Linked DNA regions of Homo sapiens: region 2 is linked to region 1. Evidence: chromatin loops called from intact Hi-C (ENCODE). Cell type or tissue: IMR-90. All regions are shown on one strand. Links, peaks and the distances in the headings refer to the core of each region. The heading gives the core; the rest is flanking DNA. Region 1 overlaps LAPTM4A-DT (LAPTM4A divergent transcript). Region 2 overlaps LAPTM4A (lysosomal protein transmembrane 4 alpha).

Evidence for each region. Peaks named below come from ENCODE experiments on the same cell type or tissue, not always from the same donor. Only the 100,000 strongest peaks of a DNase experiment are listed, where the experiment ranks them.
Region 2: it touches region 1 in a loop (4-fold over the local background); 4 of 110 quality-filtered maps call a loop at or near these places.

Annotation. Positions count from the first base shown.
Region 1 is chr2:20,085,151-20,100,535 of GRCh38, reverse strand. The region is part of intron 2 of LAPTM4A-DT (LAPTM4A divergent transcript); the gene reads right to left. Among named protein-coding and RNA genes, the nearest start is that of LAPTM4A-DT, 41 kb to the right of the region's middle. RefSeq lists enhancers at 8,277-8,776, 8,777-9,278. In IMR-90, for the core only: a CTCF peak has its summit at 6,717 (motif pointing right); DNase peaks (open chromatin) are centred at 6,725, 8,685 and 8,985; H3K4me3 peaks cover 167 bases; H3K27ac peaks cover 4,939 bases.
Region 2 is chr2:20,026,257-20,041,641 of GRCh38, reverse strand. LAPTM4A (lysosomal protein transmembrane 4 alpha) reads left to right here. Exons shown (of 7, transcript NM_014713.5): 2 at 631-751; 3 at 4,028-4,104; 4 at 4,204-4,326; 5 at 6,580-6,675; 6 at 7,227-7,325; 7 at 8,363-8,992. The coding sequence ends at 8,437. Among named protein-coding and RNA genes, the nearest start is that of LAPTM4A, 18 kb to the left of the region's middle. In IMR-90, for the core only: no CTCF peak of the experiment used is centred there; no DNase peak of the experiment used is centred there.

The DNA of each region.
Region 1 (15,385 bases), core at 3,053-11,052:
CCAGGGTATCACTACCGATCACCTCCTTCCCGTACACCTCAACCAACACTGTCATGGAATGAGGATGGCTGTGAACACGCCCCAAAGCCTCCTGCCCTAAAATGTACCCATTGGTGGCTCTTCCATTGGTCTTAGATCTCCATCACTAGAGATTTCTCTGCGGGGTGAGGCATTGAAGACCACTGTCGACTACGCAAAATGAGTGATTCCTCAAATCCCAACGAGCCACACAAGTGCCAAGGGAGCCCAGGAGGGTAAAGAGCAAGGGGGTCCAGGCCAAGCCCTCTCAGCAGTGGTTTTGGATGGCAAGAGTTGGATCAGGGACGGATTTGTTTCTTAGGACAAAGAAGACATTTTTCTCAGCTTTCTTGTTTTAGAGGAAAGAGTGGCTGTCCCCAGTTTGCTCAGGAGGTCGAGAGTAACCTGAAATGACAATGTTAGAGCTGCCGAGAGCAGTCTCTAGGCAGTGGCTGAGCAGGAAGATGGGTGAGTGATCTTCTGAAACGTGCTAGGCCAGCGAGAGATGGCTGGAATGCCTGCCTGGAACAGCTCACCCTCCTGCCTGTGATAGGCCTGCAGGTCAGGACCTCACCTGACAGAGTGAGGAGGGGGGTGTTTCCTCCCTTCTCCTGCGCACACAGCATTGCAGGAGCATGAACCCTGCCCGTCTCAGGCAATTTAGGTTCTTTGGATAGGCAAAAAAAAAAAAAAAAAAAAAAAAAAAAAAGGGACTTGGATGCTGAAGATAGACACTGAAACTTTCCCTTTTTTTGGTTCTAGATTTACACCCAGACTTGAGGCTCACATGACCATATCCTTTTTTTCTTTTCTTTTTTTTTTTTTTTGAGATGGAGTTTCGCTCTTGTTGCCCAGACTGGAGTGCAGTGGCACAATCTCGGCTCACTGTAATCTCCGCCTCCCAGGTTCAAGAGATTCTCCTGCCTCAGCCTCCAGAGTAGCTGGGATTATAGGCGCCCACCACCATGCCCGGCTTTTTTTTTTTTTTTTTTGTATTTTTAGTAGAGATGGAGTTTCAACATGTTGGCCAGGCTGATCTCGAACTCCTGACCTCAGGTGATCCACCCACCTCGGCCTCCCAAAGTACTGGGATGACAGGCGTGAGCCACCGTGCCCGATGTCACATGACCATATTCTTAATTCAGCAGTGCTCAAAGTGGTCTGGGGCTGCTTGGGCATTCCCACGACTTTCAAGACAGAGCGTCCCAAGATCAAACTTGTTTTCATAACAATATAAACTGATTGCTATTCAGATTGGAAAAAATAAAAATATGTAACCATACAAACACGTTATTTGCCCTTTCCACTTTCATTCTGTCTCAGGTGTACAGCGGAGTATTCCAGAGGCTACATGATATGATACGGCGAGAGATTGCGTTTAGAAGCAAATGTGAAAATCAGTTGTCTTCTACTAATCCAGGTCTTAAAGGGAGGGTTGCAAAAGTATAAAATAATGCCACTTTCTGTACATTAAAAAAAAACTAGTTATTTTTATTAAAATGTTATACTGGCTGGGCGCAGTGGCTCACATCTGTAATCCCAGCACTTTGGGAAGCTGAGGCGAGTGGATCACCTGAGGTCAGGAGTTCAAGACCAGTCTGGCCAACATGATGAAACCCCGTCTCTACTAAAAATACAAACAAATTAGCCAGGTGTGGTGGCGCCTGTAGTGCCAGCTGAGGAGGCATGAGATGGAGGCTGAGGCACAAGAATTGTTTGAACCCAGGAGGCAGGGGTTGCAGTGAGCCGAGATTGTGCCACTGCACTCCAGCCTGAGTGACAGAGCGAGACTCCGTCTCAAAAAAAGAAAAAAATAATAAAAAGAAAAGGAAAAAGAAAAAGTTATATTATAAAATGAAATTTTTAAATAAATATTAAAATTATCAGTGTTAGTTGCCAGTATGGTATAACTCAGTAGATATTAGCCACATAAACATATTGGGATCCTCAATAATTTTTGAGAGCGTAAACATGTAAAAAGTGTCAAGGAACAAACTGGTTCGGATAGAGTAGCTGTAGCCCGGCTTGGGCGGCTGCTGCCCCTGCCCCAAGGAGCCAACTGAAGCCTGGTGTTTCCCTAGGAACGTACCAAGTGCTGACCTGCACGCAGGGAGAAGGGGCAGATGCGGCTAAGACGAGTTGACATTACAAGGCAGCGACGCAAGAGGGCGGCCTTACCCACGGGCAGGTTTCTTGTGCTGGATGCAAGATGACTGATGCAAATGTCAGTTTTATTCACCTCATTAACGAAAAGCAACTTTGGTTTCTTGTTTACAATGATATAATTTTTACCTCTCTTGTGTTTCTCTGGCTCAATATGGGTTCCAGTAAACACGTGCTGCCTGCTCATTTAAGGACTCCACACTGGGGCATCCTATGTGCTGGGGCAGGCACTCCCTGGTCACACCCCTCTGGCCCCTCAGGACGGAATCACAGAAAGACACATCAGCCCTTTGACCCTGTGTCTCCTGAAGTGGCCGCTGGAACACTGGCCTCCCACGGGTCCTAGTGAGGGTAGGCGGACATTTACTCCGGGGACCTCCATAGTGGCAACCGTCCAGGCTGGCCACTCCTGGTTCCGGCTGACATCTCACACTTTGCTTTGTGATACCACAAAGATGTTTTCTTGGTTTGTGTGTGTCTCTGGCCCATCCCTGTGGTTCCCAATGCCTGAGACTGGTTCATAGCAAGTAACCAGACTGGGTCTTTAGAGGTAATTAGGGGAGGGGATGGGCACTGGGAGGGTCCCTGGCTGGAGGTAAGGGACCCAGCTTCCAGGAGGCCTCCTGAGTGCCCTTAGGCCAGTCATGTGTCCCCTGGAGCCACAGCTTCTCATCTTTCAAAGGGGACTTCTGCCTGGGTCAGAGAGCTGTTATGGGACTCAGGTGGCACAACCGTGCGGTGGGCGCTGTCTGCCATGATACTGAAGTATGAAGTACGGGTGTTTATGGAATTCTTTTCTCTCTCCTATTGGCGGGGGCAGTGGAAGGTGTTTTTTTTGTTTGTTTGTTTTTTGTTTTTTGTTGTTTTTTTTTTTTTTTTGAGACAGAGTCTGGCTCTGTCGCCCAGGCTGGAGTGCAGTGGCGCGATCTCGGCTCACTGCAAGCTCCACCTCCCGGGTTCACGCCATTCTCCTACCTCAGCCTCCTGAGTAGCTGGGACTACAGGCGCCTGCCACCAAGCCCAGCTAATTTTTTTGTATTTTTAGTAGAGACAGTGTTTCACCGTGTTAGCCAGGATGGTCTCGATCTCCTGACCTCGTGATCCACCCGCCTCGGCCTCCCAAAGTGCTGGGATTACAGGCGTGATCCACCGCGCCCAGCCGGGCAGTGGAAGGTTTTTGACAGGGAAAGGGCACAGTCTGTTTTGTGCCTTGGAAGGGTGTATCTGGTGACTGGTGAGAATGTTTGATTGATTGATCGATTGAGACAAAGTCTCTCTCTCTTGCCCAGGCTGGAGTGCAGTGGCACAATCATGGCTCAGTGCAGCCTCAACTCCCTGGGCTGAAGCCATCCTCCCACCTCAGCCTCCTGAGTAACTGGAACTGTAGGCATGTGCCACCATGCCAGGCTATTTTTTTTAGTGTTTCATAGAGATGGGATCTTACTACATTGCCCAGGTTGGTCTCAAACTCCTGGACTCAAGAGATCCTCCCACCGTGGCCTCCCAAAGTGCTAGGATTACAGGTGTGAGCCACCAGGCCTAGCCAGGAGAATGTTTTAGAGCACAAACTAAGTGGAGGGATGGGAGTTAGGAGGCAGTTGACAGGGGCCAGATAAAAGATGATGAAAGCCATCTGAGGTAGGCTATGAGAATGGAGGGCAGAGGGTGGGTGGGTGAGAAACCCTAGGAGCAGATGGAGGAGGCTTGGTCATCGGTTAGATTAAAGTGGGAAGGGGCCAGGGTAAGAACAGCCTAGGACAACTCCCAGGGCCTCTAGAAGGGGAAGGAGTAACTTGTTCTTCTAGACGGAGGGCGTTTTCCTCACTGGTCCAGCCTCACTGAGTTTGCTCAGATCCTGAAGGTGGTACAGGCTTTGTGTCTGGCAGCCTGAGGGCTCTCAGAGGGGCCTCTGCGGTCCCAGTTGGCTCTTCAGCAGCCAGGACCCCACCCCCATCAACCACTGACTCAGTAGGATGGACACAGGCTCCCACAAATAGGACTCCCCCTCATTGTGGTAGACAATTCATTAAATGTGGGCAGAGAAACATATTTACAGAGACTATTTCATTCCCTTTTATAAGTCATTTTCCAACACAGTGACATAAGCATAGTTGTTGGACATTGGAGCTACTGGGACTTTTAGAATTCTAGTCCAGCACCTTCATTTTACAGACGGGAAAATTGTGTCCCAAATAATTCAATTTGACAAACAATGAGCATTGAGCACCTATGATGTGGCAAGTAAAATCAAGCAGAGTAAGAGACTATGAACTGATGCATGGGGTGACATCTTAGGCTGTTCAGGAGCAGTTTCTCTAATAAGATGAGACTTAGGACCTCCCAGGCACTTCATCGACATGAAGGCCTTCAGCGGAGGCAGAAAGTGGACCGCAGAACTCCCTTTCCAAAGTAAGCTTACGCTCTGACTCCTACCACAGGCAAACTTAGCTGGATGCCTTTGCTTCCCTGGCTACATTCTAGAACGACAAGATCTGGTTACATTCTGGGGAAAATGGTATTTCCATCTATATTCAAAGGGTGGAAAAAAATACCTACTGTCAGAGAAATTGTCAAGGAAATATTTCAAGAAAATGTCCCAGACAAGAGGGACAAGTTTCCACATTAAAAGGGCCCATTCCAGCACAATGGATGAAGAGACCTACAGCAAGGTCGGTTATTGTGAAATTTCACAACACTGGGGACAAAGAGAAGATGTAAAAGCTCCCAGAAGAACAGAAAAAAAAAATCCCATCACATACAAAGGAGACAGAAATCAAGCTGGCTTTATGTTTCTCAGTTGCAACATTTTTTAAAGCAATGGAGCAGTGTTTTCAAAATTCTAAAGGAAAATGATTTCTAACCTAAAACCTATACCCAGCCAACCTATCAATCAACTGCAAGGGTAGAAAAGACTTTTCCAGGTATTCAAGTATCACGGCCCCAAATGCACCTTTTCTCAGAAAGCTACTGGGGGATGTGCTCTATCAAAACATAGGGGTGAAATGAGGAAGAAGGCAAGGGGACCTTAACCCAGGAGAGAGATGAAGGGATTTTCCCAAATGGTTATGCACAGGACTCTAGGGTTCAGAAGAGCTTCCCAGGAGGGTGAAGTTGGTAGGACACCACAGGCTTTCTGAACAGCCTGAAAGGAGATGTCTATACTTGACAAAAACTTTGGGGTTTCATTAGTAATAAGTACTTAGAAACTTAAACAAACTAAAACAAAGAAGCAAACAACAAGGTAATGATTAATTTCAGGAAAAGTACAAAATAAGCAAGCAAAAGGTTACCATGGTCTACTATATGATTCAGCTGTGAGTATTGTTGATGTAGTAATAATAATGTAATGCAAACTATTAATGAACTAAAATTATAATGTAACTCTATTTGAAGGGATAGGAAGTATGTTTATGTATACTGCTCTCACTATACATAAACATCTCATCTTCTGTAGCAGAAACTCAACGAATGACATTATAAGTAGAAAAATCAAATAGTAATCTAAGCATAATATTTACAGCTATGAAGGTAAATACTAAAAGAACCAGCTGAAAGCTTGGGAAGCAGGAAAAGGCAAAATCTGAGACTGGGGGCAGGGATCCTTAAACTATGACCATGCATAAACAATAAAAATTCAAACTAAACTCCCCCTCCCCAGGCATTCAGTGTTCTTTGTGGTTTGGCCTCAAGCTGTTTTTACAAGCTTATTTTCCACTGCCCCTCCTTCTTCTGACATACCCCTGATGCCCCAGCTTCAATTATAAACCCCTCCCAGAAACTGCCACCTTTCTCTAGAATGGCTTCCTCCTGCCTGTCTCAAGGTCCTAACTTAAACCCAACCTCTCCCAAGAAGCCTTCTCAGATCCCACAGAGCCAACCCCACCCACCGCCCAAGGAGGAATCAGCTGTTCAGGCTTCCTCCTCCTTATTGCAGCCATCCTGCTCCTCACGGGCTAAGGATCCATGCATGAGGCTGCCTCCCCACTGGGACCCAGGAGCCTGAGAGCAGGGCCTTGCCACTGTCTCCTACAGGGCCCAGCACCCCTGTGTATGGCCCCAGTTGCCTTGTTGAATCACAGTCCTTGGCATCAGGGCCAGATTCATACGTGGGGTGATATCAGTCACTCCAGAAGCCCCAACCCTGGGCTGTGAGGGTGGCCGACGGTGACTTCCTCCTGCCATTCAGGACAGAGGCCAGAGGCCTTCTTTCCCTGCTGGGCTCATGCTGCCAACATGCTCCTCCCAGGCTGCCCCCCACTCACTGGCTGGGCCCAGTCTTTCCCCTCACAGCCCTGTCCCTTGGCTTCTAGGCTCTCAACCTGTTTAGAAGGCAAGCTTGGTACAGGAGTCAGATTTCCTCGGAAAGATGGGGGGACAGTTAATTGAAAAAGGAGTACGTGTTCTTCTGGTGTCTTCTCACATTACCAGGAGGTCGCCAGCCCTTGGCATGGCCTTGTCTGAGGGATTTTGGCAAGGCAGGCTTGCTGTGTCTTTAATAAAAGCCCAAGCTCCCAGAGAGACCGTGTGGATGTCCTGCAGGGGGTGCCTTTGAGAGGAGCATGGAAGAGAGATTTTTTTTTTTCTCCCAGGCTGGAGGGAGATCACAGGGAAGCCTGTGAACAAAAGGCCAGCCCAGGTGCACCTTGGCCCCCTGGACCTTAGACCCCAGGGCTTCCAGCCTTGCCAGACATTCCCACAGTGGCTCAGAGCCACTGACCCGACGGGTCCATTTCAGATTCCTTCAGTCTGTGGTTGTCCAAACGGTAAATAGGAAGACCAGTAACTGATGACAGCAGGAAGTTCCTGAAGTTTTCACGCTGTGTAAGACCCCCACAGCCTGGGCACAGTCCTGGTGTGTGGGGATTTGGGGCAAATTAAAGTTGATTTGGAAGAATTAAGGCTAAGAGTCAGTGGGTCTCAGAGGCTTCTGCCCTTGCAGCCTACCTGGGCTGAGTGTGCACATGGCTGGGATCTCAGCGACACGTGAGGATGGCTTTTGTTCCCAGGGTGGCTGTGCCAATGAGGATGGCGAGGTCACACCAGAGACTGGGTGCCAAAAAGTGCCAAATTGCTCACAAGGGGAAAGGAATTACCACAAACAGTTTAGGCTAATTAATTCATCTCGTGAGGCTGGAAGGGGTGCTTGGATTCATGGCCACCTTCTACCAGGACAAGACGAAAAAGTGGCCAAAGAAGCCTGGTGGCTGGGAAGCCCTGGTGTCTGCCTCACACCTGCTTCAATGTGGTCCATACTGGGGAGGACTTTGCATGTCGCTGTGTAACCTGGAAGGAAGGGAAGAAGGAAAGAAGATCGACCTGTTCTTTCTGATGGAGCACGCCCCACCCTAAGCCTGGGGCAGGCATGTGTGGGCCTGCCTGGCTCAGTGATGGGGAGGCCACCAGAAATCTGTCTTGGGGACACAAGAGCTTTCTGGGAAAACATTCAAATTTGAGGACACAAAGTGTATCTTCACAAAGAGGACCCAGACCCAAGTCTGAATCAGTAAGAATCCCTTACTGACAAATCTCGAAGATGAGGAATGTTGGAAGGCCCACAGAATGGCCACCACTCTGGTTCATTCCCCCGCCCGGCGCCCTCATGCCTTCAACAGTAGAGTTAGTTCCATAGTTGAGTTAAAATAGAATGAGTGACTTCACCAAAGCTCTGTGAGTTATTGCAGCTTGCACTTTGAAACCATCTGGGAAGTGTAGCATTTTCCTGTAACAACGTGGCTTGGAAGACCCCAGACAACATAGTGCCGCTATGGCACCTCATGGGGAGCCTGGTTCATCATCATGGTGGTGACCTGGGGCAGTGGCAGTGGCACCGGGCAAAGGCGGCAGAGGCTGGTGGGATCTGGCAGCGGGCCCCAGGTGGGTCGTGGTGGCCCCAGCAGGTGACTTCATCTAGAGGGGGACACCAGCTGGGCCTCGGCGGGCACATACCTTTCCAGGAATTAGAAATAGGCACCCAGTCTGGGCCCCCCTCCGCTGGTCAGAAGCAGAACTTGACAAGCAGGGCTCAGGCTGTGTTCCAGGCTCAGGCTGTGTTCCAGCCTCTGCTTACTCCAGGCCAGGCACCTTTGGGTGACGGCCCTGGACACCAGTGAAACCCCGTAGGAAATCCAGATGTGCAGAGAAGAGACTGGGGGTGCCATGGACGTGGGGGCTGGGAAAACACCCTGGCTAGAGCAATGTTTTAAAATCTAGAAAACCATGAAGAAAATAATGGAAAGCATTTGTAACCTCAGCATTTGATCTTCAAGTTTCAGAAAACTCGATGCAGAGCGAAATCCGATTCTGAGGGTCGTTTAAGAGACCTTCCTTCAGGAGATGCTTTGGGTCTCACTGGAGGAACCAGGGCTTTGCTAGACCCCGGGCGCAGCTGCTCCCTCACTTGCCTGCAGCCCTGGCCAGGATGACTACAGTTTATGCTGAAAAGCGTTACTGCTTCCTGTGCAGTCCCCACTCAGGAATTCCATTTCTCTTGGTAAGAGTCCATGTGTCAGATTCCTGGGGCTCACTGTCCCTGGAAAGCCCCCAAGCTCTGGAAAATGATTCATCGATTCATGCTCATTTCAGAATATTGCTTGAGAACCTTCTCTGCCCCATCCTTACCTTCAGGGAAAAAAAAAAAATCAGTGTGTAAAAAGGCCAACATAATCGCTGGCACTCCTCCCCTCTGCCTGCGTGGGCCAGCACCTCTAACTCCCTGCAGCTGTCCCTTCTACTCAAAAGCCTGGCCCCGCTGTGTCAGGGCCATCATGAGGCCCCCATCACGAGGTCCTCACACCGCCTGCCAGAGATCTGGCTCAGGCTGCTTCCTCGCAGCAGTCATTCCCAGGAGGTCTCATTGTACGTCCCCAGCTTCATTCTGCCTTTTGCAATATCCCTTAGTATTGGCTCAGGAATAGTCTCCACCCTTTTCTTAAAGGTCCCAACAGATGAGAGAAGGTGATTGCAATGGAAGGAGGAACTGCTTCCATTGCACTCCTCTGATAAAACTTCAAGGTTCTGAAGGTCATAAGAGGTGGAAATGGAATAAGAAGGGTATTTTGAACCCCTTTAGCCCTGGACAGTGTGAACACACATCACCCTCACACACACGCTGACACAACACACCTGCATGCTCACACCTGAGTGCTCACACTGTGTAACGGGCTCAACCTCAAGCTGACCCCTAAGAACTTTAACGCTTCCCTGAGTGGGAAAGGGGTTGCAAACAGCTTCCGACACCAGAGGTGGAGGCTTCAGTTGTCTTTTAGGGAAGATCCTTCTTTTTGCTTTTCTTCCTTCCTTGTCTCTCTCCCTTCCTTCTTCTTTCCTTCCTTCCTTCCTTTTTTTCCTGGCTTCTTTCCTTCCTCAGCAAAAAGGGCCCTTGAGTCCCACAAATGTAGTGTGACCATTGTCCTTGGGGGAAACTGTAGTTATTAACTCATAAAAGATTGTGTATAGACCCGTGTAATGAGGAATGTCTGAGTTGTCACCAAAGCTGCTGGGAATTTGTGTGGGGTAGGAGGTGGCGAGGGGTGTATGTGCAGGGACAATGTGGAAAGAAGGGAAGAAAAGAGCTTCCGAAGTGTGGAGGAGGAGGAGGGACAACCCTGGGCCTTCACGTGGCTTGTTCCTGGGGTGAGGCGGTCACTGCCCAGGCATTTCACACCGGCCGTTATGAGGGCTTCTCGAAAGCTTTTTCTTCAGGAAAATGAAAATACATAAACACCACAGATATGCTCACAGATAATTGTACTACATTGTTCGGAAGTAAAAGAACTGTTTCTAAAAAAATAAAAATATTATAAACACCACCTAATCAACACGTTGAAATTAATAGCTGAACTGTGTGAGTGCATACTGTCAGCAAGCTATGGACATGTTGCCCTCCATGAGCTGGCGCTCCAGTGTGCTTGGGGAGGCCATCCCAGGCGGAGAGGGCTTCTTTGAGGGGGTGCAGGCTGAACAGAGGGAGGAAGCCGAGGGGCTGCTTTCATGAGGCACTTGGTGGGAGGCAGGATCAGGAATAGCACTTTTCTTCCTCATTTACACGGAGGCAGAGCACCATCACTGCTCTGGCCATGGGGAGTGGACCTTGGCGGCTTTCAGGTGATCACATCACCGAGAGTCCTTCAGGAAACTTGAAGAGCAATGGGCACTGGCTGGGGAGGCCAGACCAAGAGAGGATACCAGGAGTGCCAGGACATCTGTGGTGGACCAATGGGCTCGGGAACTCTTGGGGTCCCCTTTTGAAGATGCCCAGAAAATAACCAAGAGGTCAAACACAGGCTGCAGAGGTACTGAGGGTCTGCCTCCTGCTAATAGGAACTCAGAGTCACTGATATTTGGGCTATCAGTTCAAAAGAATCTTTTCTGCTCTGTTCTGATAAAAACAGGCGCTAGCAGCTATCTCAAAAGGCCAACCTTATGTTCCACAAGAATGATGTTATCTGCAGGAGTGATTGGAAAAGTTGTGTATCTTGTGACCTCCGGAATAATGGCTGGCAATAATTTATGTCTACACCTTAGCAGAATTTAGGCTCCTCTCCTCCCCCTAACCTGGTGGTCTCTCATTAGCTTTACAAAGGTGGTTGAGTTTTGGGGGAAGGGCTATTATTTAAACTATAAATTATTGTCTTCCAAAGCTAGCCCTAAGCCTATGAATAATGAAGTCAGCTTGAAGGCAAGAGTGGGGTTGGTAGATCAGATCTCTGCCATTGCCATAATGTTCTCACTGTTATCATTTTTGCAAAGGTGGTTTTACTTCTACATACTCTCTAAAAGAATTCACCAGATCCTTGAAATTTATCCAGGGACTGCAGGTGAAGAACAACAAAGCTAGAGAAAAGGGTGTTTGGTAATCCTGATTCTAATGAAAAAATTAAACTTCATATTGAAGTTAATCTTGTTCAAAAGTTATCATGTCTTAGGGGAAGTAGTGCAAAATGCAGAAGTAGTTTAAACATCCATCAGAAGGGTCCTCACTCTACCAGGACAGGACATTTACTCCCCAGTCTGTGTGTGACACTTTCAGCTGCAATAAGAACTTCTTTCACCAGAGTAAATTCAACAAAGGTTTGTTTTTAAAAAAATACAAACAAACCCAGGCTATTTGATTCTAAAGCCTGTGGTTTTTTATCCCCCCATTATACCACAGGTACCAAACTAGACAGATGTTTAAGTTATTTAATAACTATGATTAAATTGTTGAACTATAATCAAAGGATGTAATTTAAAAAGAAAATTGTTGCATTCAAATTCCCAACACTATGCTGAAGCGAAAGTTAAGAAAAAGAACTTTGTATTCTGGTCAAGGAAGAGGGAGTTGGAGACAGGCAGCAACTAGAAACAAGGCAGTCAGTGATCAAAGGGGAGAACCTTAAATGCAGTCCAAGGACAGGACAGGCAGCCTGCATGGCTTTCTAGCAGAGACCATGGCTGGAGAAAGGAGGCTAGGGAAGGTTGGTAGGTGGGAGAAGCGTGTCACTTTAAGTGTGTCACTTCTTCCTACCAAGTCTGAGGTTTCCTGTCTGGGCCATAAAGGGGTAAGAACAGATCTTCCTAAAAGCCTTCCCAACTCTATGTTCCATGACTGTCCAAGGGAATAGCATAGGCAAAAGCTGTGAGGCTGGATTGAACCACAATGAATTAGTTGTTTGTCTAGGAGTCCTGTCCACTTAGAAAAGTAGATGCATTCCAGGAGATTACAGGGGAAAGGCTAAGACTCCTCAGATGCGAAAATGATTAACCTTGGTGCTGAAGACAGTGGGAGCCATTGTAGGTCCTAGAGGAAAGACGTAGGAACATGATTAATCCAAACAGCTAAGGATGGAATGAGGAGGGAATGGAAATCTGTACGTGCACTGTGTTGAGTATTTTCTATTTGCCTCTCTGCCCAGATCTATTCTATGCCCTGCTCTGTGCCAAGGACCCCCTGATGATTACATCAAGGGACTCTGTCTTAGTCTGTTTTCTTTTGCTGTGACAGAATACCACAGACTGGGTAATTTATAAAGAAAAGAAGTTAGGCCAGGCGCAGTGGCTCACGCGTGTAATCCCAGCACTTTGTGAGGCCAAGGCGGGCAAATCACCTGAGGTCAGTAGTTCAAGAATAGCTCTGCCAACATGGTGAAAGCTTGTCTCTACAAAAATACAAAGATTAATTGGGCATGATGGCGGGTGCCTGTAATCCCAGCTACTGGGGAGGCTGAGGCAGGATAATTGCTTGAACCCGGTTTCATGTGCGTCCGTGTGAAGAGACCACCAAACAGGCTTTGTGCGAGCAATAAAGCTTTTTAATCACCTGGGTGCAGGCAGGCTGAGTCCGAAAAGAGAGTTAGTGAAGGGAGATAGGGGTGGGGCTGTTTTATAGGATTTGGGTGGGTAGTGGAAAATTACAGTCAAAGGGGGTTTTTCTCTTACAGGCAGGGGTGGGGGTCACAGGGTGCTCAGTGGGGGAGGTTTTGAGCCAGGAGAAGGAATCTCACAAGTTTAATTGCTCAGTTAAGGTGGGGCAGGAACAAATCACAATGGGGGAATATCATCAGTTAAGGCAGGAACTGGCCATTTTCACTTCTTTTGTGATTCTTCACTTGCTTCGGGCCATCTGGACATATACGTGCAGGTCACAGGGGATATGATGGCTTAGCTTGGGCTCAGAGGCCTGACATTCCTGCCTTCTTATATTAATAAGAAAAATAACATAAAATAGTATTGAAGTGTTGGGGCAGCAAAAATCCTTGGAGGTGGTATGGAGAGATAATGGGCGATATTTCTCAGGGCGGGATTAGGGGCAGCGTGGGAACCTAGAGTGGGAGAGATTAAGTTGAAGGAAGATTTTGTGGTAAGGGGTGATATTGTGGGGTTGTTAGAAGGAGCGTTTGTCATATAGAATGATTGGTGATGGCCTGGATGCGGTTTTGGATGAATTGAGAAACTAAACGGAAGCTACAGGGTCCAAATAAAAGAAGGAGAAAAATAGGTATTAAAGGACTAAGAGTTGGGAGGACCTAGGACATCCAATTAAAGAGTGCCCAAGGGGGTTCAGTGTAATTACTTGCTTGGTTGGCGAGTTTTTGGGAAAAGACCATTAGTCCATTTTACCTTTCCTGAAGATTGAGGACAGAAAGGGGTATGAAGGTTCCACTGACTACCAAGAGCCTGAGAAACTGCTTGGGTGATTTGACTAGTAAAGGCCAGTCTGTTATTGGACTGTATAGAGGTGGGAAGGCCAAACTGAGGAATTATGTCTGACAGAAGGGAAGAAATGATGGCGGTGGCCTTCTCAGACCCTGTGGGAAAGGCCTCTATTCATCCAATGAAAGTGTCTACACAGACCAAGAGGTATTTTAGTTTCTTGACTTGGGGCATATGAATAAAGTCAATTTGCCAGTTCTGGGCAAGGGTAGGGAAGGGAGGGGGCCTGAACAATCCCTGAGGAATAGTAGAATAGCAGATGGAACCCTGAGAAGTGATTTCCTTGAGGACAGATTTCCACAATGGAAAGGAAATGAGAGGGTCTAAGAGATGGGCTAGTGGCTTGTAACCTACATGGAAGAAGCTATGAAATGATGACAGAATAGAATGGGCCTGTGAGGCTGGAAGGAGATGTTTTCTTTGGTCTAAGAACCATTTGCCTTATGTGGGAAGAGATTGATAGGTGGCAGTTTCAGTGGGGGAGTAGGTGGGAATGACTGATGAGAAGGAGAAAAACTGGTAGTAAGGGACAGAAGTTGGAATGCTAGCTGCTTCTTTAGCTACCTTATCAGCATAAGTGTTGCCCTGAGCGATGGGATCTGACGCCTTTTGATGGCCCTTGCAGTGAATGACTCCAGCTTCCTTTGGAAGTAAAACAGCCTTGAGAAGAGTTTTTACTAAAGAGGAATTAATGATGGAGGACCCTTGCGTAATGAGGAAAACTCTTTTGACCATATAACAGCATGGTGGTGCAGGATATGGAAGGCATATTTGGAGTCAGTATAAATATTGACACATGGTCCTTTTGCAAGAGTGAGGGCTCAAGTCAATGAGTTTGGCTTGCTGAGAAGTAGTGGAGGGGGGCAGAAAGTATATGCATCAGGTGTGAGGAAGAAAATAGCTTTTGGAAGTTATGAGAACTGTAGAGAGTGAGTTGAGCACAGTTTGTGATTTTGAGGGCCCCTAAAAGTATTAAGGCAGTGGCAGCCACTGCACGCAGACATGAGGGCTAGGCTAAAACAGTAAGGTCAAGTTGTTTGGATAAAAAGGCCACAGGGCGTGGTCCCAGTCCTTGTGTAAGAATTTTGACCGCACAGCCCTGCACTTTGGCTATGTGTAATGAAAAAAGGGTTGGGATGAGTCAGGGAGAGCTAGTGTGCGAGCAGTCTCTAAAGCTGTCTTCAAGGAATGGAAAGAGGAGTGGGGAAAGGATTTAGGATCTATGGGGTCAGCTAGGTTTCCTTTTGTGAGTTTATAGAATGGTTTTTTTAGGATGACAAAACCAGGTATCCAAAGACAAAAGTATCCAATCATGCCCAGGAAGGAAAGGAGTTGTTTTGTAGAAGGGGTTGGGGGTTTGAGAGATCAGTCGGACACAATCGGCAGGGAGAGCACGTGTGTTTTTATGAAGAATTATGCCAAGATAGGTAATGGATGAGGAAGAAATTTGGGCTTGACTGAAGTAATGCGGGCTGTCCGTGAAGCCTTGCAGCAGTACAGCCCAGGTAATTTGCTGAGCCTGATGGATGTCAGGGTCAGTCCAAGTGAAAGCAAAGAGAGGCTGGGATAAAGGGTGCAAAGGAATAGTAAAGAAAGCATGTTTGAGATCCAGAACAGAATAATGGGTTGTGGAGGGGTTGTGGAGGGAGGTATTGAGGATAGGAGAGTATATGGGTTTGGCACCACGGGGTGGATATGCAAAACAATTTGGTTGATAAGGCACAGATCCTGAACTAACCTGTAAGACCTGTCCAGTTTTTGAACAGGTAAAATGGGGGAATTGTAAGGAGAGTTTATAGGCTTTAAAAGGCCATGCTATAACAGGCTTTAATCCTTTTAAAGCATGCTGTGGGATGGGATATTGGCATTGAGCGGGGTAAGGGTGATTAGGTTTTAATAGGATGGTAAGGGGTGCATGATCGGTCGCAAAGGAGGGAGTAGAGGTGTCCTATACTTGTGGATTAAGGTGGGGAGATACAAGGAGAGGATATGAAGGAGGCTTTGAACTGGGGAA
Region 2 (15,385 bases), core at 4,779-12,778, 61 kb after region 1:
ATCACATGAGCCTAGGAAGGGGAGGCTTCAGTGAGCTGAGATTGCACCACTGCACTCCACCCTGGGCAATAGAGTGAGACTCCATATCACACACACGCACACATACACATACACACACACACACAAAAGTAAGACTAGTAGATAAGTGACTTTCAGTATCTTGGTAAGTCTCTTAAGCATTTGAGTCTAGCTCTAGAGGAAATAGTGAGTTCTCTGTCACCTGATGAGAGATGCTGTGGAGGGGTTTCGGGCATCTGATGAATAAATATAACAGATGAACAGTAACTTCTTCAAATCCAGAAATTCTGAGATTGGTATATGAATAAATAGGTAGCTTCGAACATGAACCATTTGTAATGATTCTTTAGTTTTAATTTTTTTCTGGTGTATTGGTTAAGCATCTTATCTCTCAAATGGTTAATATTACTTATACTTTATAAAATATTTATTTTTAAATTATTCTCATAGTGGTAATTGCGTATTGTTTTATCTCACAGGTAGTCTCCCACTATTTTATATCTTTGTTACTTCAAGTAAGACAATCTTAAATATGAGAGGACATCTAGAGATTGTGCTAAGATTGCGTCGTGATGGTAATTAATGTAACTGATAGAATGTTATCTTTTCCAGGTAGTAAACCTATTGATGGCAATTTTGCTGACTGTGGAAGTGACTCATCCAAACTCCATGCCAGCTGTCAACATTCAGTATGAAGTCATCGGTAATTACTATTCGTCTGAGAGAATGGCTGGTATGTGTTTAATAGAAAAACAAAAAAATCTCCCCTGCTAATTTTTATATACAGTCCTGTGTTGTTTAATGATGGGGACACATTCTGAGAAATGTCACTGGGTGATATTGTTGTGTGAACATCATAGGGTGTACTTACACAAACCTAGATAGCGTAGCCTACTATACACCTAGGCGATGTGGTAGAGACTCCTAGGCTAAAACCTGTACAGCAGGTTACTGTACCGAATACTGTAGGCAGTTATCATACAGTGGCAAATAGGTGTGTATCTAAAGATGGAAAAATATAGTAATACTGTAAATACACTATTACAGTGTTATGGAACCCTCATGATATATGCAGTCCATTGTTGACCAAAATGTTGTTGGCCCATGTCTGTCTGTCTCCACACACACTGGTTATTTAGGGGATTGATTAGATTATGCTTAAGTTACATTTCAGAAAGTTAAAATGGTTACATAATAAGGGTAACAAGTTAAATTATATTTAAGTCATTCTTGCTGAGGCAGGAAAGTATTTTGATGGGTTTTTCAGAGAGATTCAGTGAGGATTACAATAGAGCATTTCTAGCCAGAAAATGTAATGGACTATTAAGTTTTTGAGAAATGTGTAAAATGTACCTTGAAATCAAAATAAGCATGCAGGCTTCATAAGACTTTTTTTTTAATGTAGCTACTAGTAGAAAGGAGAAGTTGCTATGGTTACAATATATGTGTCCCTCCAAAATTCACATGCTGGAGCTTAACCTCCAAGGTGATGATATTAAGAGGTAGGACCCTTGGGTGGTGATTAGGCCATGAGGGCTCTACCCTTATGAATGGGATAAATGCCTTTCTTTTTTTTTGAGACAGAGTTTTGCGCTTGTTGCCCAGGCTGGAGTGCAGTGGTGCGATCTCGGCTCAGGGCAACCTCTGCCTCCTGGGTTCAAGCGATTCTCCTGCCTCAGCCTCCTGAGTAGCTGGGATTACAGGCACACACCACCACACCCGGCTAATTTTTTGTATTTTTAGAGTTACTCCATGTTGGTCAGGTTGGTCTCGAACTCCCGACCTTAGGTGATCCACCCGCCTCAGCCTCCCAAAGTGCTGGGATTACAGGCGTGCCACAGCGCCCAGCCAGCGCCCTTCATTTTTAAAATCACATTTATATTATTTATTTGTTTAAAAAAAGTTTTTTAGAGAAAAGGTCTTACTTTGTTGTCCCAACTGGAGTGCAGTGGTACAGTAATAGCTCACTGTAACCCAGAATTCCTGAGCTCAAGTGATCCTCCCACCTCAGCTGCCTGAGTAGCTAAATTTTTGTGGAGATCGGGTCTCCCTGTCTTTACCAGGCTGGTCTTGAGCTCCCGGCTTCAAGGGACCCTCCCACTTCAGCCTCCCAAAGTGCTGAGATTACAGGCATGAGCCACTGTGCCCAGCCCATAGCAGACTCTTGAAAGCCGATTATTTGAATTACAAATTTTGCTTTCAAGTTTGATAATACCTGTTTAATTTCATATTTTGTTTTTACCTGAATTCTTCTAAGTGGAAGTTTGCATGTTGTAGCAGGGAAGTCCTTTAAATTCTTAACATTTATCAATCCTGTATCCTCTAAGAAAAAAGTAAAGAGGACTATTCCTAGTTTAGTGCCAAATATTGATGAGGTTTTACTGCCCAGTGATAAATTATATATACATGCTGTGCATGGTGGCTCATGCCTGTAATCCCATCACTTTGGGAGGCCGAGGCAGGTGAATCACTTGAGGTCAGGAGTTTGAGACTAGCCTGGCTAACATGGTGAAATCCTGTCTCTATTAAAAATACAAAAATTAGCTGGGCTTGGTGGCGCAGGCCTGCAATCCTAGCTACTCTGGAGGCTGAGGCAAAAGAATCTCATGAACCTGGGAGGCAGAGGTTGCAGTGAGCTGAGATTGTGCCACTGCACTCCAGCCTGGGTGACAGTGAGATTGTCTCAAAGAAAAAAAAAAAGTTGTATATACATTTACCCAATAGGGAATATTCAGCAGTTGTTCTAGTCATTCATCATTATTAGTGCCCTCAGTATTTTTTTTCTTTTTTCATTTTTAAAACATCTTTTGTGCATACAGGGTCTTGCTATATTGCCCAGGTTGGTCTTGAACTCCTGGCCTCAAGTAATTTTCCCACCTTAGTCTCTCAGAGTACTGAGATTACAGGTGTGGGTTGCCGTGCCCATCCCCCCCAGTTTCTTAATCTCTGCCCAGACGGATCACCTGATGTTGGGAGTTTAGACCAGCCTGGCCAACATGGTGAAACCTCGTCTCTACTAGAAATACAGAAATTAGCTGGATGTGGTGGTGCTTGCCTATAATTCCAGCTACTTGGGAGGCTGAGGCAAGAGAATCACATGAACCTGGGAGGTTGAGGTTGCAGTGAGCCGAGATCGCGCCACTGCACTCTAGCCTGGGCGACAGAGCAAGACTCTGTCTCAGGAAAAGAAAGAAAAAACTGTCCAGAGTCACAGAATCAACTACAGATTTGTGCTAAGAAATTCAGTAAGTCAGGCACGGTTTAGAATTGCTTGAGATTACTTGGCTGTTTTGTGAAAAAATTAGTGAACATGGATTAATGGAGAGTTGGAACAACCTGAGGAAGAGTTGAGAAACGAAGAAGAAAGTAGTGTGTGTTAACATAGATACCAGGGTGCAGGAAGCAATGAATTTTGGTGTTTGGGAGGTTGGGTGGGGAAGTGAGGTTAATGGCGAAATTTGAATTTCAGGTTATATTTATCTAGAGCAAAGGGTAATGTATGTAGCATTCTGAGTTTAATACACTTGTCTTTTAAGCAATTGCCAGCCATTCCTTCCAGCTAAACCCTACTCATAAGACCCATCTTGTGTCATTTCTTCATATTTTTTCCTGATGCTTCAGGCAAAGCAAATTGTTTCTGCCTCTGTTGTAGCACTTGACACATTGGATTATAATGATCTGTTTGCACATCTTCAGATTCCTGGGCTCATAAGGGCACAGGGACCTGTTTCTCTAGCAGAGAATGTGGTTCATGTGCCATCCTACACCCATGTCAGTGAGTCGTTGGAGCGATTTAACAAATAAGTGCTTTGTGTGAATGTCTCAAGGTTCCTTACTTCATGCTGAGACTTTGATTTTTTTTTTTTTTTTTTACCCTCTTGGCCTTAGATCTTTTTATAGCCAATTTTGAAAATATTTAAATTTAATATTTTAAAGCTAGCTTTAAGTGAAGTTTTGTTCTTTTTGTTGTGTAAGTAGCTTAATTAGATTTTTGTTTTTGTTTTCTTAGATAATGCCTGTGTTCTTTTTGCCGTCTCTGTTCTTATGTTTATAATCAGTTCAATGCTGGTTTATGGAGCAATTTCTGTAAGTATACTGTATTTTCATCTTTTAGAGTTTGACCTTAGGGGAGCTTAGTAATTTCCTATATGTGATACAATGTTATGGTTGTTATTTTTTCTCCAGTATCAAGTGGGTTGGCTGATTCCATTCTTCTGTTACCGACTTTTTGACTTCGTCCTCAGTTGCCTGGTTGCTATTAGTTCTCTCACCTATTTGCCAAGAATCAAAGAATATCTGGATCAACTAGTAAGTGTGTATGCTCATTAAACTTATTTTTTTTTCATTTTGAGTAAAATGTTTACATTTAAATTCTGAATCAGCCTTAGGTATTATTTTTAACTACTCCGCTTGCTTTTGAAAGTGTCTTAAAATAATTATTTCTGCTCTCTTAGCTACTGTGACAAAACTGGCAAGATGAAAGTAGAGTAATTTCTTACCATCCATTTGGATAATGCAGTATTAAGAGTTCCTAGAAATGGATATTATGGAACTAGTAGTTCAGCTTTTGTTTTTGAGCATCCAAAGGTACAGTAATTTGACTGTGTATGGCACTCTTTAAGTGACTAGCTTATTGTCTTTACAGACATCTGTAGCAAGTATTCCAGTGCCTACTATGTTTTTAGCCCTTTGCTAGGCACTGTTGGTGAATGGTGTGGATATAAAGATAACTGCGAATATTACAGTTTAGCGAGCAAACTGTAATATTTGGGGAGTCAAGATACATGAAGATGTTACCTGTGATAACAAGCGGGAGCTGTCACAGCAGCAGCAAATAAGGAACTTCGATTAATGTCATATGGAGGGGGGCAGGGAAAACTCTGGGCTGGGTGGCCAAGGAGGGCGTCGTGGAGGTGGTCAGAAGGAGATATGGGATCTAGGTAGATGAAAATTGGCAGGAGTATCCTCAGTTCATTTCCAAAGTGCTGTCTTTCAGAACTTTTCTTCCCACTACCAGATTTCCTGCCTAGCCCATTTTCCACACCACCAAATTCATCATTCATTTATTCAGAAAACATTCGCTGGTTGCTCTTATGTGCAAGGCACTCTGCTAGGTCATAGAGATGCATCAGTGGAGCTTACTTCCTGGTGAAGGAATCAGGAAGTTGACAGTTAACTGATACACCATTGTAGGTTACTGTGGGAGTGGATATCACATGGGTACTAAACCTGGGCTGGGAAGTGAGATTTGAATTGTACTCAGGAGTTTGAACAGGAATTAAGATAGAGAAAGTATAGAAGACAATGTTCCAGATAAAAGAGAGACCTTGAGGCAAGAAGCAGCATAGTGAGGGCACTAGAAGCTGGCCATGGTGGCTGGCACACAGAGGGAGGGTGGGGAAGCCTGGAGAAAGGTGGCCAGGGGCAGGGCTGTTGGCCTGGTCAGCCACGGTCAGCGGCTTCTGTGTGGCTCTCTGCTCATGTCATCTCCGGGGGAGAAATTTCAAGTGGTGCCTCCCTGCCTTCTGAGTAAAACCCTTAGCATAGCATTCCCTCATGAGCTCCACCTTCTGTGTTTTTCTTTTTGTTTATAGATGAAGATCAAAAAAACAGCTTTTTTCCCAAGGAGACAACCTGGCTGGGGTTTGGGGAGTAGTGTGTTCTTAAAATTTTTTTTTTCTATTTTTTTCAGTCCTTTGGGATTTCTGTTTATGTTGCTTTTTAAATGAAAATGTAATTAGGCCTTCTTGTTGACATTTCCATTAAAAACAAGCATAACTTAAAAAAATTAAATCAGCTTTATAGAAAAGAAGATAAAAATTTATTATTCCTTTTAGAGACCCTGGTGTTTTCTCTCCTCTGTTTTGTTCACTTAGTGCCTCAGACTGGAAGGTATTTCCTCTGTTGGTTAGTTTTTAAATCTGAAATTCTTCTTTTATAACACCTTTCTCCCTGAACTTAGCTCATTGCCTTGTACACAGTCAGGGCTGATTAAGTATTTAAATGAATATAGCTGATGCTTTTCAGTAGAACAGAGTATGTCTGCAGTAAAACTTATGTCTTGCCTGACATTGTAACCAGTGGGTGTATTTTTGCCCCTGTCTGATGAGAGTTGAGACAAACGATTGACATTTAGAAAAATAATTTTCCCCTTGTAGCATTAAAATGGCCCAGTTTATCTGTAGAACTTACACAGAACTGAGCATCTCCTGAGTTAATGATGCAAGTGACACAGGGACTGATCTCCAGTGCCATATAGGCGATAGTGTTTTTCCAAAGGCCAGAAAGATGGAAAATAGTGAAAAGTAAAGAGAAAACGAGCTAAATTTAGACTTTTTGGAGCATTGTGGGTTATCAAATGTACTCTAAGTGATTGTTAGCATGCATTAATGGTGATAAGGCTTAAAATTTAAAAGCACTTTGAATTAAATTCTGCTTATACATTTTTATTAAATATCACTTTTGACTTTGGTGCCTTTGTATTCTTCAGATGCTCTTCAGGTTATCAGCAAGTGCTAGTGCGATGGCTGACTTGTAAATGTGTGTGTGTTTCTTTAATAGCCTGATTTTCCCTACAAAGATGACCTCCTGGCCTTGGACTCCAGCTGCCTCCTGTTCATTGTTCTTGTGTTCTTTGCCTTATTCATCATTTTTAAGGTACGTTGCTGACTAAATCTTTAGGGGTGACTGAGATTGACACTGTGAATCTAAACCTTTTTGCTGCCTTTCACCTTACAAGTCACAGGAGATTGAGGATTTGTGGGGACAGTGTTTATTCTGGCACATGAGCAGAGATAGCTTCTAGGGAATGGTTTCTGTTGTGTTTCCAAGGAATGGTTGTAACTGTCAGGATCCTTCTCTGAGTGAAAGGACCTACTTTTTATGTTTTTGAAAAGGGGTTCATGATTTGTATTGAAAATCTGTTAAAATTCCCAAGGTTCACAAACCCAGAATTTCTTCTGCAGCACAGTGGGTTGACCTGAATTGAAGCTCCATCTCTGGTTTCTCTCTGAAATGTTGGCGATGAAACTCATGACACTTAAATGAGAGCAAGTAGGGAAAGGGCCTGGCCTGTGCTGGGTCCACACAGAGGTCAGCTCCCTTCTACACAGAGGATGTGTGGGGAAAGCATTCTAAGTCACTGGCATTTTAGAGCAGGTAGTCTGTTGAGTTTCTAGCAGATGTCAACTTTGTTTTTATTCTTCCAGGCTTATCTAATTAACTGTGTTTGGAACTGCTATAAATACATCAACAACCGAAACGTGCCGGAGATTGCTGTGTACCCTGCCTTTGAAGCACCTCCTCAGGTTAGCTACTGTTGGATAGAGTAAAAGGTCACCAGTCACTATTGACTGTTCCAGGAGAAGAACCTGGAGCTTGACTTTCTCTTTCATGCTGTAACCTATGGTTTGGGCATGAACCCTGGGTACTTTTATGAACAGCTTAAAATCCACAGGATTCAACATTTTCCACTTGGAATCCTGAGTACCTGGGTCGCTTGTCTCATCCAGTTTGGCTGTTAGATTTACTCATTAGAGGTCCTCATTAGTGTCATGTTTGTAGGGGAGATGACAGGAAACAGCTGTGTTAGGCCCATGTAGCCTGGGGCTTCTAAGGATGGGGAGTTCCATTGACTGAAACTTGTGTTGTTTTCAGAAAACATCCATATGATCCAACGGGGGAGCTGACCTGTCTGGGGAGATGAATACAGTGGTTTCATGGGTCTTTTGGGGAAGCCTACCTTTCACAGCCCTCTAATTGCTGCTGTGCTACCTTCCCAGGTTTTCAGCATATAAAATATATGTGGCCCATCTAGGGCCAGGCTTTCAGACTTGGAGTCACTTCGATTAGAATGTCACTCCTCCACTGCATAGGTGTGCCTGTTACCCTCGAAGACATGATATAAGTTCATGATCTTCTGACTACAAACTGATTCTGATGAAAGTCAGGATCCAGGAGCTAGCGTCTTATTGGGTGTTTCCTATTGCATGGTTTAACCCAACTCCTCAACACCTGAAGTGTAATTGGCACTGGCACTTCATCGGTCACACTGGAATGAGGGCAGAGCAATGGCACCCACTGCCTGCCTGTCTAGGAATCCTTGTCCAGAAGCAGGACTCTCTCTCCCCACCTCCCTCTCTCCACCCTCCCCTTCGCTAGCAATCTTGGTAAAATTCCAGGTTATTGAGGCATCTACTTGGGAACATTTTAGCTAACAGTTTCTTCAGCTCTTCTTTATGGTTTTGTATAACCCTATTTAGGGCATAAAGTCTGAAAGCTGAATTATCTCACAAAGGATTTTAAAGGAGAATTAAATCTGATACAATTTTTTTTCTCTCTTTAGTACGTTTTGCCAACCTATGAAATGGCCGTGAAAATGCCTGAAAAAGAACCACCACCTCCTTACTTACCTGCCTGAAGAAATTCTGCCTTTGACAATAAATCCTATACCAGCTTTTTGTTTGTTTATGTTACAGAATGCTGCAATTCAGGGCTCTTCAAACTTGTTTGATATAAAATATGTTGTCTTTTGTTTAAGCATTTATTTTCAAACACTAAGGAGCTTTTTGACATCTGTTAAACGTCTTTTTGTTTTTTTGTTAAGTCTTTTACATTTTAATAGTTTTTGAAGACAATCTAGGTTAAGCAAGAGCAAAGTGCCATTGTTTGCCTTTAATTGGGGGGTGGGAAGGGAAAGAGGGTACTTGCCACATAGTTTCCTTTTTAACTGCACTTTCTTTATATAATCGTTTGCATTTTGTTACTTGCTACCCTGAGTACTTTCAGGAAGACTGACTTAAATATTCGGGGTGAGTAAGTAGTTGGGTATAAGATCTGAACTTTTCATCTGCAGAGGCAAGAAAAATATTTGACATTGTGACTTGACTGTGGAAGATGATGGTTGCATGTTTCTAGTTTGTATATGTTTCCATCTTTGTGATAAGATGATTTAATAAATCTCTTTAAATACTTAGGGTTGTCATTGTTTTTAATCCGTTACTTTTTTTTAAGATAAACCCTGACATTTTCCATTACAGTGTATTCAGAGTGCCAGTGTTTATTTTTTTTTTAACTTTGAGAATACAGTTGGCCCTTCGTATCCATGGGTTCTGTATCCATGGGTTCTATATCCATGGAGTTAATCGACTGTGGATTGAAAATATTTGGGGGGAAAAATGGATAGTTGGATCTGTACTGAACATGTACAGACTTTTTATTCTTGTCGTTGTTCTCTAAAAAATACACTATAACAATTTATGTAGCATTCACATTATATTAGATATTATAAGTAATCTAGAGATCATTTTAAAAATATGGGAGGATATGCATGGGTCATATGCAAATACTATACCATTTTATTATAAGGGACTTGAGCAACTGTGGATTTGGGTATCTGGAGGGAGAACCTGCAACCAGTCCCCCATAGATACCAAGGGACAACTGCACAATGATGCACAGTTAATTAGAAATCATTTTCTTAATCCATTAACTCTAAATTTGTGGTGAAGATATTTCTTGAATCACAGGACAGAAATTAATACCGGTGGTTTGAAAAGTGATTGCTGTAGCAATCTTTTTTTTATGTCTTATTTTTTTTCTTTCCAACTTCTTAGGTTCAGAGGGTACATGTGCAGGTTTGTAACATGGGTAAATTGTGTTGCAGGGGTTTTGTCAGTGTTTTGTCATCCAGGTTGTGAGCATAGTACCTGATAGCTAGTTTTTTGATCCTCACCCTCTACTCTCAGGTAGGCCCTGGTATCTATTACTCCCTTCTTTGTGTCCATGTGTACTTAATGTTTAGCTCCCACTTATAAGTGAGAGTATTTGGATTTCTGTTCTTGCATTAATTTGCCTAGGATAATGGCCTCCAGCTCCATCCATGCTCCTGCAGAGGACATGATCTTGTTCTTTTTTATGACTGTAGTATTCCATAATATATATGTACCACATTTTCATTATCCAGTCCACTGTTGATGGGTATTTAGGTTGATTCCATGCTTTTGCTATTGTGAATAGTGCTGTGATGAACATATGTGTACATGTGTCTTTTTGGGAGAATAATTTATATTCCTTTAGGTATATACCTGATAATAGGATTGCTGGGTTGAATGGTAGAATGTTTTAAGTTTGAGAAATCCCTTATGCTGCTTTACACAGAGATGGAACTAATTTGCATTCCCACCAACAGTGTGTAAGTGTTCCCTTTTCTCTGCAACCTTGCCAGCATATGTTTCTTTTTACTTTTTAATCATAGCTGTTCTGACTGGGGTGAGATGGATTTCTCTGATTATTAGCATTTCTCTAATGGTTAGTGATGTTGAGCATTTTTTCATTTACTTATTGGCCATGTGTATGTCTTTTGAGAAGTGTCTGTTCATGTCCTTTACCAATTTTTTTTTTTTTTTTTTGAGACAGGGTCCTCGCTCTGTCACCTAGGCTGGAGTGCAGTGGCACGATCTTGGCTCTCTGCAACCTCCACCTCCTGGGTTCAAGCGATTCTCATGACTCAGCCTCCTGTGTAGCTGGGACTACAGGTGTGTGCCACCACACCCGGCTAATTTTCGTATTTTTAGTAGAGATGGGGTTTCACCATGTTAGCTAGGCTGGTCTCGAACTCCTGACCTCAAGTGTTCCACCTTCCTCAGCCTCCCAAAGTGCTGAGATTACAGCTGTGAGCCACTACACCCAGCCTCCTTTGCCCACTTTTAATGTTGTTGTTGTTGTTGTTGTTTTGTTTTTTGCTTAAGTTCCTTATAGATTCTGAATATTAGACCTTTGTCATATCCATAGTTTGCAAATATTTTCTTCCATTCTGTAGGTTGTCTGGTTGCTCTGTTGATAGTTTCTTTAGCAGAGCAGAGAAGCTCTTTAGTTTAATTAGGTCCCATTTGTCAATTTTTGTTTTTGTTGCAGTTGCTTTTGGTGTCTTCCTCATGAAATCTTTGCCAGGGCCTACATCCAGAATGGTATTTCTTAGGTGTCCTTCTAGGGGTTTTGTTTGTTTTGTTTTTTCAGTTAGGTTTTACATGTAAGTCTTGATATGGGTTTGGATTTGTGTCCCCATCCGAATCTTATGTTGAATTGTAATCCCCAGCATTGGAGGTGGTGCCTGGTGGGAGGTGATTGGATCATGGGGGTGGTTTCTCGTGGTTTAACATCATCCTTCTTGCTGCTGTTCTCGTGATAGTGAGTTATTGCGAGATCTGTGTGTGTAGCACCTCCCCCTTCTCTCTCTTGCTCCCGCTCCTGCAATGTAAGATGCTTGGCTCCCCCTTTGCCTTCTGCCACGACTGAAAGCTCCCTGATGCCTCCCCAGAAGCTGATGCTGCCATGCTTCCTGTACAGCCTGTGGAGTGAGCCAGTTAAACCTCTGTTCTTTATAAATTATTCAGTCTCAGCTATTTCTTTATAGCAGTGCAAGAACAGACTAATAGAAGTCTTTAATCCATCTTAAGTTATTTTTATATATGGTGAAGGTGTCTAGTTCTAATCTGCATTTGGCTAACCAGTTATCCCAGCACCATTTATTGAATAGTCCTTTCCCCATTACTTATTTTTGTCAACTTTATTGAAGATCAGATGGCTGTAGTTTGTATGGCTTTATTTCTGGGTTCTGTATTTGGTTCCATTGGTCTGTCTGTTTTTGTACCAGTACCATGCTGTTTTGATTACTGTAGTCTTGTAGTATAGTTTGAAGTTGGATAATGTGATGCCTTCAGCTTTGTTCTTTCTGCTTAGGATTGCCTTGGCTATTCAGGCTTTTTTTGGTTCCATATGAATTTTGAAATAGTTTTTTCTAATTCTGTGAAAATGCCATTGGTAGTTTAATAGGAATAGCATTGAATCTGTAAACTGCTTTGGGCAGTATGGCCATTTTAACAATATTGATTCTTCCTATCTGTGAGCATGGAATCTTTTTCCATTTGTTTATGTCGTCTCTGATTTCTGTCAGCAGTGTTTTGTAATTCTCATTATAGAGATCTTTCACCTTCCTGGTTAGCTGTATTCCTAGCTACTTAAGTCTTTTGTGGCTATTGTGAATGGGATTGCATTCTTGATTTGACTCTCAGCTTGGGTATTATTGTTGTATAGAAATGCTACTGATTTTTGTGTATTGATTTTATATCCTGAGACTGCTGAAGTTTATATCTAGGAGCTTTGAGGCAGAGACTATGGGGTTTTCTAAGTTTAGAATCACATTTTCTGTGAAAAGAGATATTTTGACTTCCTCTCTTCCTATTTGGATGCTTTTTATTTTTTTCGCTTGCCTGATTGTTCTCACTAGGACTTCCAGTACTGTGTTGAATAGGAGTGGGGAGAGTGGGCATCCTTGTCTTGTTCCAGTTCTCAAGCAGAATGCTTCCAGCTTTTGCCAATTCAGTGTAATGTTGGCTGTGGATTTGTCATAGATAATTCTTATTGTTTTGAGGTTACGTTCCTTTGATGCCTCATAGTTTTTTAAGGGTTTTTGCCATGAAGGGATGTTGAATTTTATTGAAAGCATTTTCTGTGTCTATCGAGATGATCATGTGGTTTTGTTTTTAGTTCTATTTATGTGATGAATTACATGCATTGATTTCCATATATTGAACCAACCTTGGATCCTAGGAATAAAGCCCACTTGATCACAGTGGGTTGGCTTTTTGATGTGTTGCTGGGTTTTGGTTCATAAAAGGCAGTTCCCCTGCACACACTGTTGCCTATTACCCAGTTCCAAAGTCGATTCCACATTTTCAGGTCTCCTTATTTATGTTCTTCAGGGATATTGGCCTGAAGTTTTCTTTTTTTTTGTTGTGTCTCTGCCAGGTTTTGGTATGAGAATGATGCTGGCCTCATAGGATGAGTTAGGGAGGAATTCTCCTCAAGTTTTTGGAATAGTTTCTGTAGGATTGGTACCAGCTCTTTATATGTCTGGTAGAATTTGGCTGTGAATCTGTTTGGGACCTTTTCCAGTTGGTAGGAGTATTATTATTACTGATTCAATTTCAGAACTCAGGCTGGATACAGTGGCTCATGCATGTAATCCCAGCACTTTGGGAGGCCAAGGCGGGTGGATTGCTTGAGGCCAGGAGTTCGAGACCTGCCTGGACAATATGGTAAAACCCTGTCTCTACTAAAAATACAAGGTCAATGTGAAAGAAAAAATATTAAAAGCAGCTAGAGAGAAGGGGCAGGTCAGCTACATCAGGTTAACAGCAGATCTTTCAGCAGAAACCCTACAAGCCAGAAGAGATTGGGGACCTATATTCAGCATTCTTAAAAATTCCAACCAAGAATTTCATATCCAGCCAAACTAAGCTTCATAATCAAAAAAGAAATAAAATCCTTTTCAGTACCTAGGATGCAAGTCCACTACAGCTCGTGTGTCCTGTGTCCCTGCTAAGGAACAAGTTGGAGATGAGGACCTCTTACTCTCTTTTCCCATCTATATTTGGCACAGTGACCCACAAAAAGCTGAGGGGGAGGGAATTAAATGTTTTCTGAATGAAATAATTTCTCTCCCCTCCACAAATTTTATACTGCTAATAGATCATTTTCAATATAATTGGGAATATACCAGTACACATACTACACTTACATTTAAAGTTTCTGGCAATAGGAAACCAAGAGATCTTTCACTGATAAGTTGTACATTTTATTCCCTCTGGTGACTCACGCTGTTTTTCAGTCTGTGGCTAATTTGTTCACAGTTATCGTGGACTTAGCTTTGTTCTGAGCCTAATTGTTCCACTATCCCTTAATAGGCAAAGGATAGATGTGCTATTTTCAGAACTCCTGCTTTCAAAGAAGGAATGTGTTATAAATAAGCCCAAGAGTTGACTGAAAGAAAAAGTTGTACCTTTGCTTTTCTGAGGTTGCTTTTTCTGTAAATGTCATGACTTTGGTTATGAGAAAATAATTTAGAAACAAGATGAGTGTTGCCAAATAATGTGGAATTCCAGGCACACGAGAGAGGCAACACTGGGATGGTGGAATGAACACAAAGTTTGGCATCAGAAGGTTGAAATTCAATTCCTGTCTTCACCCAGCGATTACACTCTGACCCTGGGAAATTTAACTAGGATCTGAGCTTCAGTTTTTGCATCTATAAAATCAGAAAGATGCAAATAACTGACCTATGAACTCGGAGTTGTTCTTAGGATCAAGTGAGGTAACAGACCCGGAAGGGTTGGCAGACCATAAATTACTGTGCAAATATTATGAGGGTGTATGAGAGCAAGGAATGGCTGGAGGAAGGGCTGGAGAGGGAGAAAAGTATTTGACCTGGAAACCAGAAAAAGAGTGACTTTGTTCCCTGTCTGTTAGAAAGGAGCTTTGTACAGTAGTCCCCCCTTATGTGTGGGGGATATACCCTAAGAACCCCAGTGGGTGCCTGAAACCATGGATAGTAACAGTACCCTCTATATACTATGCTTTTTCCTATAATACATACCTATGATAAAGTTTAATTTATAAATTAGAGTAAGAGATTAAAAGCAATAACTAATAAAATAGAACAACTACAATTTTTTTAGGTTTTTTTTATTATTATTATACTTTAAGTTTTAGGGTACATGTGCACAATGTGCAGGTTAGTTACATATGTATACATGTGCCATGCTGGTGTGCTGCACCCATTAACTCGTCATTTAGCATTAGGTATATCTCCCAATGCTATCCCTCCTCGCTCCCCCCACCCCACAACAGTCCCCAGAGAGTGATTTTCCCCTTCCTGTGTCCATGTGTTCTCATTGTTCAATTCCCACCTATGAGTGAGAACATGCGGTGTTTGGTTTTTTGTCCTTGCGATAGTTTGCTGAGAATGGTGATTTCCAATTTCATCCATGTCCCTACAAAGGACATGAACTCATCCTTTTTTATGGCTGCATAGTATCCCATGATGTATATGTGCCACATTTTCTTAATCCAGTCTATAATTGTTGGACATTTGGGTTGGTACCAAGTCTTTGCTATTGTGAATAGTGCCACAATAAACATACGTGTGCATGTGTCTTTATAGCAGCATGATTTATAGTCCTTTGGGTATATATCCAGTAATGGGATGGCTGGGTCAAATGGTATTTCTAGTTCTAGATCCTTGAGGAATCGCCACACTGACTTCCACAATGGTTGAACTAGTTTACACTCCCACCAACAGTGTAAAAGTGTTCCTATTTCTCCACATCCTCTCCAGCACCTGTTGTTTCTTGGCTTTTTAATGATCACCATTCTAACTGGTGTGAGATGGTATCTCATTGTGGTTTTGATTTGCATTTCTCTGATGGCCAGTGATGGTGAGCATTTTTTCATGTGTTTTTTGGCTGCATAAATGTCTTCTTTTGAGAAGTGTCCGTTCATGTCCTTGGCCCACTTTTTGATGGGGTTG